Linked DNA regions of Homo sapiens: region 2 is linked to region 1. A link is a loop called in an ENCODE intact Hi-C map of the cell type or tissue named here. Cell type or tissue: CD4-positive, alpha-beta T cell. All regions are shown on one strand. Region 1 overlaps UEVLD (UEV and lactate/malate dehyrogenase domains). Region 2 has its middle 17 kb from the start of SPTY2D1.

Region 1 (5,000 bases):
ATATAGAAAATAACCTCTCTGGGCTGGGTGTGGTGGCTCACGCCTGTAGTCCCAGCACTTTGGGAGGCCAAGGTGGATGGATCACAAGCTCAGGAGATCGAGACCATCCTGGCCAACATGGTGAAACCCCGTCTCTACTAAAAATACAAAAATTAGCTAGGCATGGCAGCACGTGCCTGTAGTCCCAGCTACTCAGGAGGCTGAGGCAGGAGAACTGCTTGAACCCAGGAGGCGGAGGCTGCAGTGAGCCGAGATCACACCACTGCACTCCAGTCTGGGCGACAGAGTGAGACTTAGTCTCAAAGAAAAAAAAAAAAAAAAGAAAAGAAAAGAAAATAACTCCTCTGCCGGTGAGGAGGTAATAATTTAATTGAAGAGTTAGAGAAAGACCATGCACATTAAAAAGTTAAATAGATGTCAAACCATATTTCCACAAAGCAAATCACCCTCTCAAAACTATTTCCTTGGAATTTAAAGTGTCATCTATACTTTGATGCCATTAAAATAAAATATTAACATTGATGATATCTAGGTTAGAGGTAACTTTTAAAAATTTATAGTTTTCTGTGTAGTAAAAATATGTAGTATTTATATAATTTTTAAGAAAAGCATTTTAATAAAATATAACAGTATTTTAAATCTGTAAAAATCTGCACTGGCTACTAGAAGGCTCAGTGCTAGAATGAGTCAGGCTATACAATAAACCCTTAAAAAACCCGACAGCATGACTGAGCAAAAATACTTTTGAGGCTCCAAATGCTCCCTGACACTACACACTAATCAACAGGACCCTGGAAAAGGGTAGCAAACAAGAACTTGGAGCAAATGTATTCAAGTAATGAATGTCTCCATTCATTCATTACTTGAATACATTTGAAATTCATGGCTCATTCAAACTCAAAACCCAACATAGACCAAACCCTCTGGTCCATGTTGATCTCTTGCTTGCCTGGTTATTGCACATCTCATGGTTAGTTTGCCTCTTCCCCTCTAGTCTACCCGGTAAATGATGTGAAAATAATAATAATATTACTCAAAACTTATAGAATGTTTATTGTGTGCTCTCACATATTAATTCAATCTTCCTAAAACATGTTATTATTTTCAAAAACTTTCAGAGGCTTCCTCTGACCAAACCATTAAATTGCATTGCTTGGCACTCAGGGACCCCCAAAATATAACCCTAATCTTTCTTCCCAATTATAGTTAGGGAGATAGCCACGTTATTAGAGAGCTGGAAGGGACCATCTATTACATTTTGTTTTAGGGAGCCAGTGAATGCAGGCATTGTAAAAGTGACCTGCGTGGAAGCCTACAGCTTTTAGGGTCAAAGGACTAGCACCCAGGTCTTGTGTCTCCCAGGCCCACCCCACAGCTTTGCCACAGGGACATTTACTCACTTTGTTTACCTCCCTTGTAATCCCTTTGCCTTCTCGGCCATCTTATTGACATCTTTCAAGGTCTAAGTCAAGCATCCCTTATATGATAAAGGTTTTTTCCTGATCACATCACTTCACAGTGATTTCTTCACTCCTTTGAGCTAAAGCTATTTCAATCTATAAGGTAATAAACTACATCTTGTCTCATCATGTTACTTTTGTTGTCCTGCTGCTTGTTCTTATCTGATTTTTGTGTGTGACCTTCTCCTTATTTAAAGTGCAAATTATTAAGTTATTTTAGTTGAAAATGTAGTACATTCACACTGGAAAAATAAGTACAAAAAGATATGCAGTGAAAAGTCTCCCTTAGATGCCAGACACTCAATCCTTCTTCCTAGGGACAATCACAGTTATCAGTCTCTTTTATAATCTTCCAGAAATATTCTGTGTATAGACAAGCACACATGTGAAATAGACATCATACATCATTCTCCACCTCGCCCTTTTACTTACCAATGATTATGGAATGATTGCACAGTAACATAGAGCTCATTCATTCTTTTTAACTACTGGATATACCATAATTTACTTAACCAGCCTCTCTAATTTACAAGTTTTGAGGAATAGTTGATATACAATAAATATTGAATGAGTAAGAATGTTTGAAATATGGTTGTATTAATTTCTTAAGTCTCATAAAGAGAAAATACAGGCTGATGTGATGTGATAAATATACCACTTACCCTAACCTAGTATATCTGGGTGAAGGAAAAAAACAATCTAATAGAAGTTAATTGTGAGCTCTTCAGAGGAACAATTTAAAACCTACCAAAAAGCAGTTTGTATTTGATTAAATGACCTTTTATCCCAAATGTAGGAATTTATTTTCAGAAACATTTATTGGCCACCTGCTTTGCTCAATAAACACTGTGTTGATTGCTGTTAGAACTATATAGATGTGTAAGAACCTGACCCTGTCTTTAGGAAACTTTGAGTCTAATACTGGAAATGACTGGAAGGCTGTACTCTGAGAGAGGTCCAAGGGAAGTAGGATAAAACCACAGGGAAGAGATGTGGTAATTCTGTCTTGAGGTCTCAAATTGGAACTAGAAATAGAGAGATGTAGGTGCATGCAAATTGAGATCACATAAATGTAGTATTATGTAATATTTGACACACATAATGCCAGTGTTAAAACATAACTGAGCACGTATGAATCCATACTCAATCAAGAACATTACTGATACTGAAGTTAACTATGTAGTTCTCCCCAGTCTATCTCCCTGTCTGCCTTCTAGAAGTACCATCTGATCACTTTTTATTCTGTCTTCTACTCTTCTTGAAGAGCTAGTTATATCCATGGATAGGTATATTTACCTTGGTCCTGGTATCAGAAATGGATTAGAAGCTCCCTCTGCTGGTTTCATGTATAGATACCAACTGTTTAGACTTTTGCATAAGTGATACCATCACAGTAACTGCAATTATAATTATTTTTTATTGTACCTACTATGTGTATTAAATATTTTGCATATCTCATTTAAATTTTATAAACACTCTGTGAAGGAGGTAGTGGTTTTCCAGATTTATGTATGAGGAAACTTAAGGCTCAATGAGATAAGTAATTTGCCCAAGGTTACATATCTGTGAAGGGCAGAACTGAGATTTGAACCCTGATCTGACTCTGAAGCTGTGCTCTTCCTTGCTGTCACTTAAGATAATGTATCTAGAGCATTTAGTACAGTATCTGGCACACAGCAAACGCTCAGCAAATGGTAGCTATTATTACAGTGATTGGCAAGATGGTGATGAATAGAAAATTGGCAAAAAACATGTAAAATAACTCTTTGAAGTAAAGCAACATTAGGATTTGGAAACAGATATAAGAGTAACAATTGTGTAAATAAAATATCCTCTTCAAGTATTTCAGAGACAAGTGACAGCTACAGCCTAGGGAGGAATCACATGACATACAAGACCTTTAGGTCTATTTCCTGCTTCATCGTCTCCCATTCTCCCAGGCATTCTATGCTAGTCAGGTGGTTGACTTGCAGTTTACTGAATGGTTTATGCACTCTCATGCCTCCTTAACTTAGCAACTGCTGCTTCCTTTCCCTGAACTCGTTCACTTGGCTAACTCCTGCTTACCCTTTAGGATTGGGCTTGAGTGCCACCTCTCCCAGGAAGCCTTCCTTAATTTGCCAAGTTAAGTAAGTTCATACAAATAATGTAACAAATTTTTAAAGAAAGTAATCCACCTATTACCCTTTTATCTAAGTAAAACATTCATGCCAAAACACAATTTTCAAAACATCCCGCCCAATGTAACAAATTTTTAAAGTAATCCACCTATCACCCTTCTATCTAAGTAAAACATTTTAAAAATCCCTTAAGTTGTCCATATGTATTTATATTTTTCATATAACAGTTCATGGTTTTGTGTTTTTTTCTTATACAAAAACTTTTGGCTGGGTGCAGTGGCTCATGCCTATAATCCTAGCACTTTGGGAGACCGAGGCGGGTGGATCACAAGGTCAGGAGATCGAGACCAGCCTGGCCAACGTGGTGAAGCCCTGTCTCTACTAAAAATACAAATTAGCCGGGCGGGTGGCTGGCGTCTGTAGTCCCAGCTACTCGGGAGGCTGAGGCAGGAGAATTGTTTGAACCTGGGAGGTGGTGCAGTGAGCCGAGATTGCACCACTGCACTCCAGCCTGGGCAACAGAGCGAGACTGTCTCAAAAAAAAAAAAAAAAAAAAACTTATAAAACTTTTTCTGTTTTTCTTTTTCTTTTTTGGGGGGGTTGGGGACAGAGTCTCGCTCTGTTGCCAGGCTGGAGCACAGTGGCACGGTCTCGGCTCACTGCAACCTCCGCCTCCTGGGTTCAAGCGATTTTCCTGCCTCAGCCTCCAAGTAGCTGGGATTACCGGCATGCGCCACCACGCCTGGCTAATTTTTGTATTTTTAGTAGAGATGGGGGTTTCACCATGGTGGCCAGGCTGGTCTCGAACTCCTGACCTTATGATCCACCCGCCTCGGCCTCCCAAAGTGCTGGGATTACTGGCGTGAGCCACCACGCCCGGCCCTTTTTCTGTTTTTCAACTTAACTATGGCAAGTATGTTTTCCCCTTTGTTACCAAATATAATTATGAATCATGCGAGAGGTTTTGTATTTTCCTCGATTGTGTACCCAACACCATGGTAAAGAATACGTGCAAGAGGTGCCAGCCATGGTGGTTCACAGCTGTAATCCCAGCACTTTGGGAGGCCAAGGCGGGTGGATCACTTGAGGTCAGGAGTTTGAGACCAGCCTGCCCAACATGGTGAAAACCCGTCTCTACTAAAAATACAAAATTACCCGGGCGTGGGGGTGCACACCTGTGATCCCAGCTACTTGGGAGTCTGAGGCGCACACCTGTAATCCCAGCTACTTGGGAGGCTGAGGCAATAGAATCGCTTGAACCTGGGAGACGGAGGTTGCAGTGAGCCGAGATGGTGCCACTGCAATCCATCCTGGGTCACAGTGAGACTCCGTCTCCAAAAAAAAAAAAAAAGAATATGTGCAAGAGAACACAAAAGAATAATACATGGTCCCTGCACTCTGGGAGCTTATAATCAGTTTG
Region 2 (5,000 bases), 110 kb before region 1:
CAATAAATGTTTGCTCTCATTAAAAATAAGGGAGGAGCCGGGTGTGGTAGCTCACGCCTGTAATCCCAGCACTTTGGGAGGCCGAAGTGGGTGGATCACAAAGTCAGGAGTTTGAGACCAGCCTGATATGGCGAAACCCCATCTCTACTAAAAATACAAAAATTAGCCAAGCATGGTGGTGGGCACCTGTAGTCCTGGCTACTTGGGAGGCCGAGGCAGGAGAATCGCTTGAACCCGGTAGGTGGAGGTTGCAGTGAGCAGAGATCGCGCCATTGCACTCCAGCCTGGGCGACAGAGTGAGACTCTGTCTCAAAAAAAATAAAATAAAATAGAATAAAATAAAATAAAAGGAGGAAATATGCCCAAAATAAACATGTATATATATTCACCATAACACATGTTCAAGAAGATTCATAGCACCAAACTCATAATAGCTCCAGACTAGAAACAACCCAAATATCCATCGACAGAAAATAGTGATATATTCAGGCAGTGAATACTACACACAATGAGAATCAATAAACTACAACTACACACAGAAATACAGATGAATCTCACAAACATAATATTGAGCAAAAGAAGTCACAAAAGACATATACTGCCTGATTCCATTTATAGAAAATTCAAAACTAGACAAAACAAATCTACGTTGTTAGAAATCAAGATAGTGCTTTTCCTTGGAGTAAGGGTAATGACCAGAAAGAGGCTTCTGTGAGTACTGATAATGCTCTTTTTTGTGATCTGCTTACTGAAGTGTGTTGAATTTGTGAAAATTTATCTGTATACTTTCAATTTGTTCATTTTTAGTATGTTTGTTATACTCCAATTAAATTATTTCCTTTTTTTTTTTTTTTTTTTTTGAGACGAACTCTCACTCTATCGCCCAGGCTGGAGTGCAGTGGCGCAATCTCGGCTCACTGCAAGCTCCACCCCCCGGGTTCACGCCGTTCTCCTGCCTCAGCCTCCCGAGTAGCTGGGACTGCAGGCGCCCACCACTACGCCCAGCTAATTTTTTGTATTTTTAGTAGAGACGGGGTTCACGTGTTAGCCAGGATGGTCTTGATCTCCTGATCTCGTGATCCGCCCACCTCGGCCTCCCAAAGTGCTGGGATTACAGGCGTGAGCCACCGCGCCCGGCCAAATGATTTCTTAAAAGTCAAAAGTGGCAGGGAATAATACGCACAATCTTACGCTCATAAATAACTACCATTGTCATTTTGGAGTGGATTCATCTGGGCAATTTCTACACATATATAAACATATAAATAGGCCAGGTGGGGTGGCTCACACCTGTAATCCCAGCACTTTGGGAGGCTGAGGCAGGTGGATCACCTGAGGTCAGGAGTTTGAGACCAGCCTGGCCAACATGGCGAAACCCTGTCTCTCCTAAAAATACAAAAATAAGCTAGGCGTGGTGGCACACACTTATAATCCCAGCTACTCAGGAGGCCGAGGCAGGAGAAACGCTTGAACCTGGGAGAGGGAGGTTGCAGTGAGCTGAGATCACTGCACTCTAGCCTGGGCAACAGAGCAAGACTCCATCTCAAAAACAAAAACATGTAAATAGATGAGCTTATACTACACTATTATTTTTTTCACCTATCACCTAATTTTTTCACTTATTAATATAAATCTTAAACACTATTTCATGTACAACATTATTCTTAGTGGTTATAGAGTATCACATGTGCATACCACAGTTAATTTAATAAACTCCCTATAGCCAGGCATGGTGGCTCATGCCTGTAATCCCAGCACTTTGGGAGGCCGAGGCGGGCAGATCACCTGAGGTCAGGAGTTTGAGACCAGCTTGGCCAACATGGTGAAACCCCATCTCTACTAAAAAATACAAAAATCAGCCAGGCATGGTGGCAGGCACCTTAATCCCAGCTACTTGGGAGGCAGAGGCAGGATAATCATTTGAACCCAGGAGGCAGAAGTTGCAGTGAGCGGAGATCAAGCCATTGCATTCAAACCTGGGGGACAAGAGTGACACTTCTCTCAAAAATAAAAAATAAAAAAATAAAATAAAAAAAACTCTCTGTAGCTGAACATTTAAGCTATCTCTACATTTTTGCTGTATAAAGAACACTTGGCAACAAGTATTTTTAATTCACTTTTGTACTAGTTTTCCATTATTTTATCCTTGTATTTTTGCTGGGAACTTTTTTTTTTCTTACCTCACTCGTTCTTTCCTCTTCACCCGCTTTCTCCTTGCTTATTCTTCATGCTCAAACATACCTAATTATCTATAAGGGTTTAATTCTTGTTCACTTTACAAAAATAGAATCAGCCAGACACAGCGGCTCAAGCCTGTAATCCTAGCACTTTGGGAGCCCAAGGCAGGGGGATAGCTTGAGGCCAGGAGTTCCAGCAGCCTGGGCAACTCGGTGAGATCACATCTCTATACTAAATAGAGAAATTAGCCAAGTGTGGTGGTACACACCTATAGTCCTAACTACTCAGGAGGCTGAGGTAGGAGAATTGCTTGAGCTCAGGAATTTGAAGTGATAGTGAGCTATGATCTCACTACTACACTCCAGCCTGGGTGATGGAGTGAGATCCTGTCTCTTGAAAAAAAAAAAAATCATAGGCTTTCCTCTGAAATTTCTGGTTTCATTTTGCCAAAGCTCACAGAAGCCCCTCTAGAGCACTTGATATGGCTCTAACATATATTTTAAGTAGCTGCCACAATATCCAGTGGGATGGGTATACCATGATTTTAGTCAATCATTCTCTTATTGAGAACACCCAAGTTATTTCTAGGGCTTAAACATTACAAAAAAATCCTGCAATAAGTGTCATTGTGTGTATGACCTTATGTGCCCATTGCCAATTTATTGCCTCTTCCAAATTCATCCTTTTTGATGGCTCTGTAAATAACAGTTCTGGGCCCTTTAAATATTTTCCTTTGCAAGTGATGCTGAGGCTTTGTCAGTAGAGGGCGCTACAGACATTGAAGGAGAGTCTCTTGCTTCCTGGTTCCTGTGTGCTTCCTTGGCCGTCTCCTTGCAGGCGACTTGGTGTCTTAGTCCTCTGGCTCCTGCAATGCATGGCGGTTCGTGCACCAGCAGCCGCAGCTTCCTCCCGGTACTCTCCCCCAGGGAGTTTTTATAAAAGAGTTCCTACAGTGAGACATCTCCCTGTGAACAGCTTTCCCCAGCACCCTAGAAGACAGATACTTAACACGTTTCAGAGGATGGATTTCCAGTTAGTTCTACTGATTTCTGTCACTTAGTGAGCCACAGCCATGTCCGTTCCAACAAGATCTGGATCTCAGCCGTAGGTCTTCCTTGGATCTTCTATCTCATTTATGGGGTTAGTGGTTGCTTCCTAACCTAACCGCTTCCTTTTTGTTTGTTTGAGACGAAGTCTCGCTCTGTCGCCCACGCTGGAAGGCAACGGCACGATCTCGGCTCACTGCAACTTCTGCCTCCTGGGTTCAAGCGATTCTCTGGTCTCAGCCTCCAGAGTAGCTGGGATTACAGGTATGCACCACCATGCCCCGCTAGTTTTTTGTATTTTTAGTAGAGATGGGGTTTCACCATGTTGGCCAGGCTGGTCTCAAACTCCTGACCTCAGGTGATCCACCTGCGTCGGCCTCCCAAAGTGCTAGGATTACAGACATGAGCCACTACTGCACGCAGCCTGCTTCCTGTATTCTTTAGAATTCTACTTCTTACTAGTCAATCCCTCATTACTCCAATCTTCTGTTATAGTTAATAATTCTTCATGTTAAACTTCTCTGTTTGAATTACTAAGTGGTTTTTCTCTCTTGATTCTACTCAGACTGAGACACTACCTGCCATGTTGCATGGGTGGAGTATGCTATAGTTTTCCTCTATCATTTACCTACTGAAGGCATCCGGGTTGTTTCTAGGTTTTAGCCAATACACATAAATCTGCAATAAATGTCCTTGTACATATAACTTTGTGTACTGGTGGTTTTATGTCTGAATGTTCTATCTCAAAATTGGAATTGCTGCTTCAAGGCACCAAGGAGCTCTCGTCACCAGCCAGACCCATTCTCCTCAGTCCCTGCTTTCACCAAATGGTTTTGTCTTTTACCTGATTAAGAAAATGAAAGTTATCTCATGTGATGGCTGCATGTCCATTTCAAAGTATCTTGGTTTTCATCCTTCCTCTTTCTTTATGCTTTTCTCTAAGGAAAAGTGTCCCTCCCTTCTCCATGCATTCATTTAACTAGCATTTGCTGAGCTCCTTCTATAAGACTGGCCCTGTGCCAGTGGCTACAGATACGGAGATAAACAAGAATTGGTCCCTGCACACACAGTGCCGGTTAACTATCTTGGAGTTTACTTCTTATGGCCTCTCTCTTATCTCTTCAGACACTTTTTTTTTTTTTTTAGATGGACACTCGCTCTGTCACCCAGTTTGGAGTGCAGTGGCGCAATCTTGGCTCACTGCAACCTCCGCCTCCCGGGTTCAAGTGATTCTCCTGCCTCAGCCTCCCGAGTAGCTGGGACTATAGGTGCAAGCAACCACGCCCAGCTAATTTTTGTATTTTTAGTAGACACGGGGTTTCACCATGTTGGCCAGGCTAGTCTCGAACTCCTGACCTCAAGTGATGAGCCTGCCTCGGCCTCCCAAAGTGCTGGGATTACAGGCATGAGCCACCGCACCCAGCCACTTTAGACACTTACTATTGTGTTTTCCCTTCAGCCTGCGTGTGTGCTCTCATCCTTCCTCTGAGGATAGTTTGCCTGGACCCAGCTTCCCTTTCACACTACTGTCCTGACATTTTTCCTTTATTGCCAGACTTCCCAGTGGTGGCCTTGGCTCACTGCCCCCGCTGTTTCTCATCTCATTTTCTCTTTGTCTCACGTGTCCCTGTGAAGAGACCACCAAACAGGCTTTGTGTGAGCAACAAGGCTGTTTATTTCACCTGGGTGCAGGTGAGCTGAGTCCGAAAAGAGAGTCAGCAAAGGGTGGTGGATTATCATTAGTTCTCATAGGTTTTGGGATAGGCGGTCAAGTTA

The links. Peaks named below come from ENCODE experiments on the same cell type or tissue, not always from the same donor. Only the 100,000 strongest peaks of a DNase experiment are listed, where the experiment ranks them.
Region 2: a loop joins it to region 1, with 4 times the contacts of the local background. A loop is called at or near these places in 18 of 110 quality-filtered maps.

The regions. Positions count from the first base shown.
Region 1 is chr11:18,538,212-18,543,211 of GRCh38, reverse strand. The region is part of intron 9 of UEVLD (UEV and lactate/malate dehyrogenase domains); the gene reads left to right. Among named protein-coding and RNA genes, the nearest start is that of TSG101, 14 kb to the right of the region's middle. In CD4-positive, alpha-beta T cell, CTCF peaks have their summits at 2,568 and 2,768 (motif pointing left); a DNase peak (open chromatin) is centred at 2,781.
Region 2 is chr11:18,649,312-18,654,311 of GRCh38, reverse strand. No RefSeq gene overlaps it. Among named protein-coding and RNA genes, the nearest start is that of SPTY2D1, 17 kb to the right of the region's middle. RefSeq lists enhancers at 3,826-4,545, 4,546-5,000. In CD4-positive, alpha-beta T cell, no CTCF peak of the experiment used is centred here; a DNase peak (open chromatin) is centred at 2,981.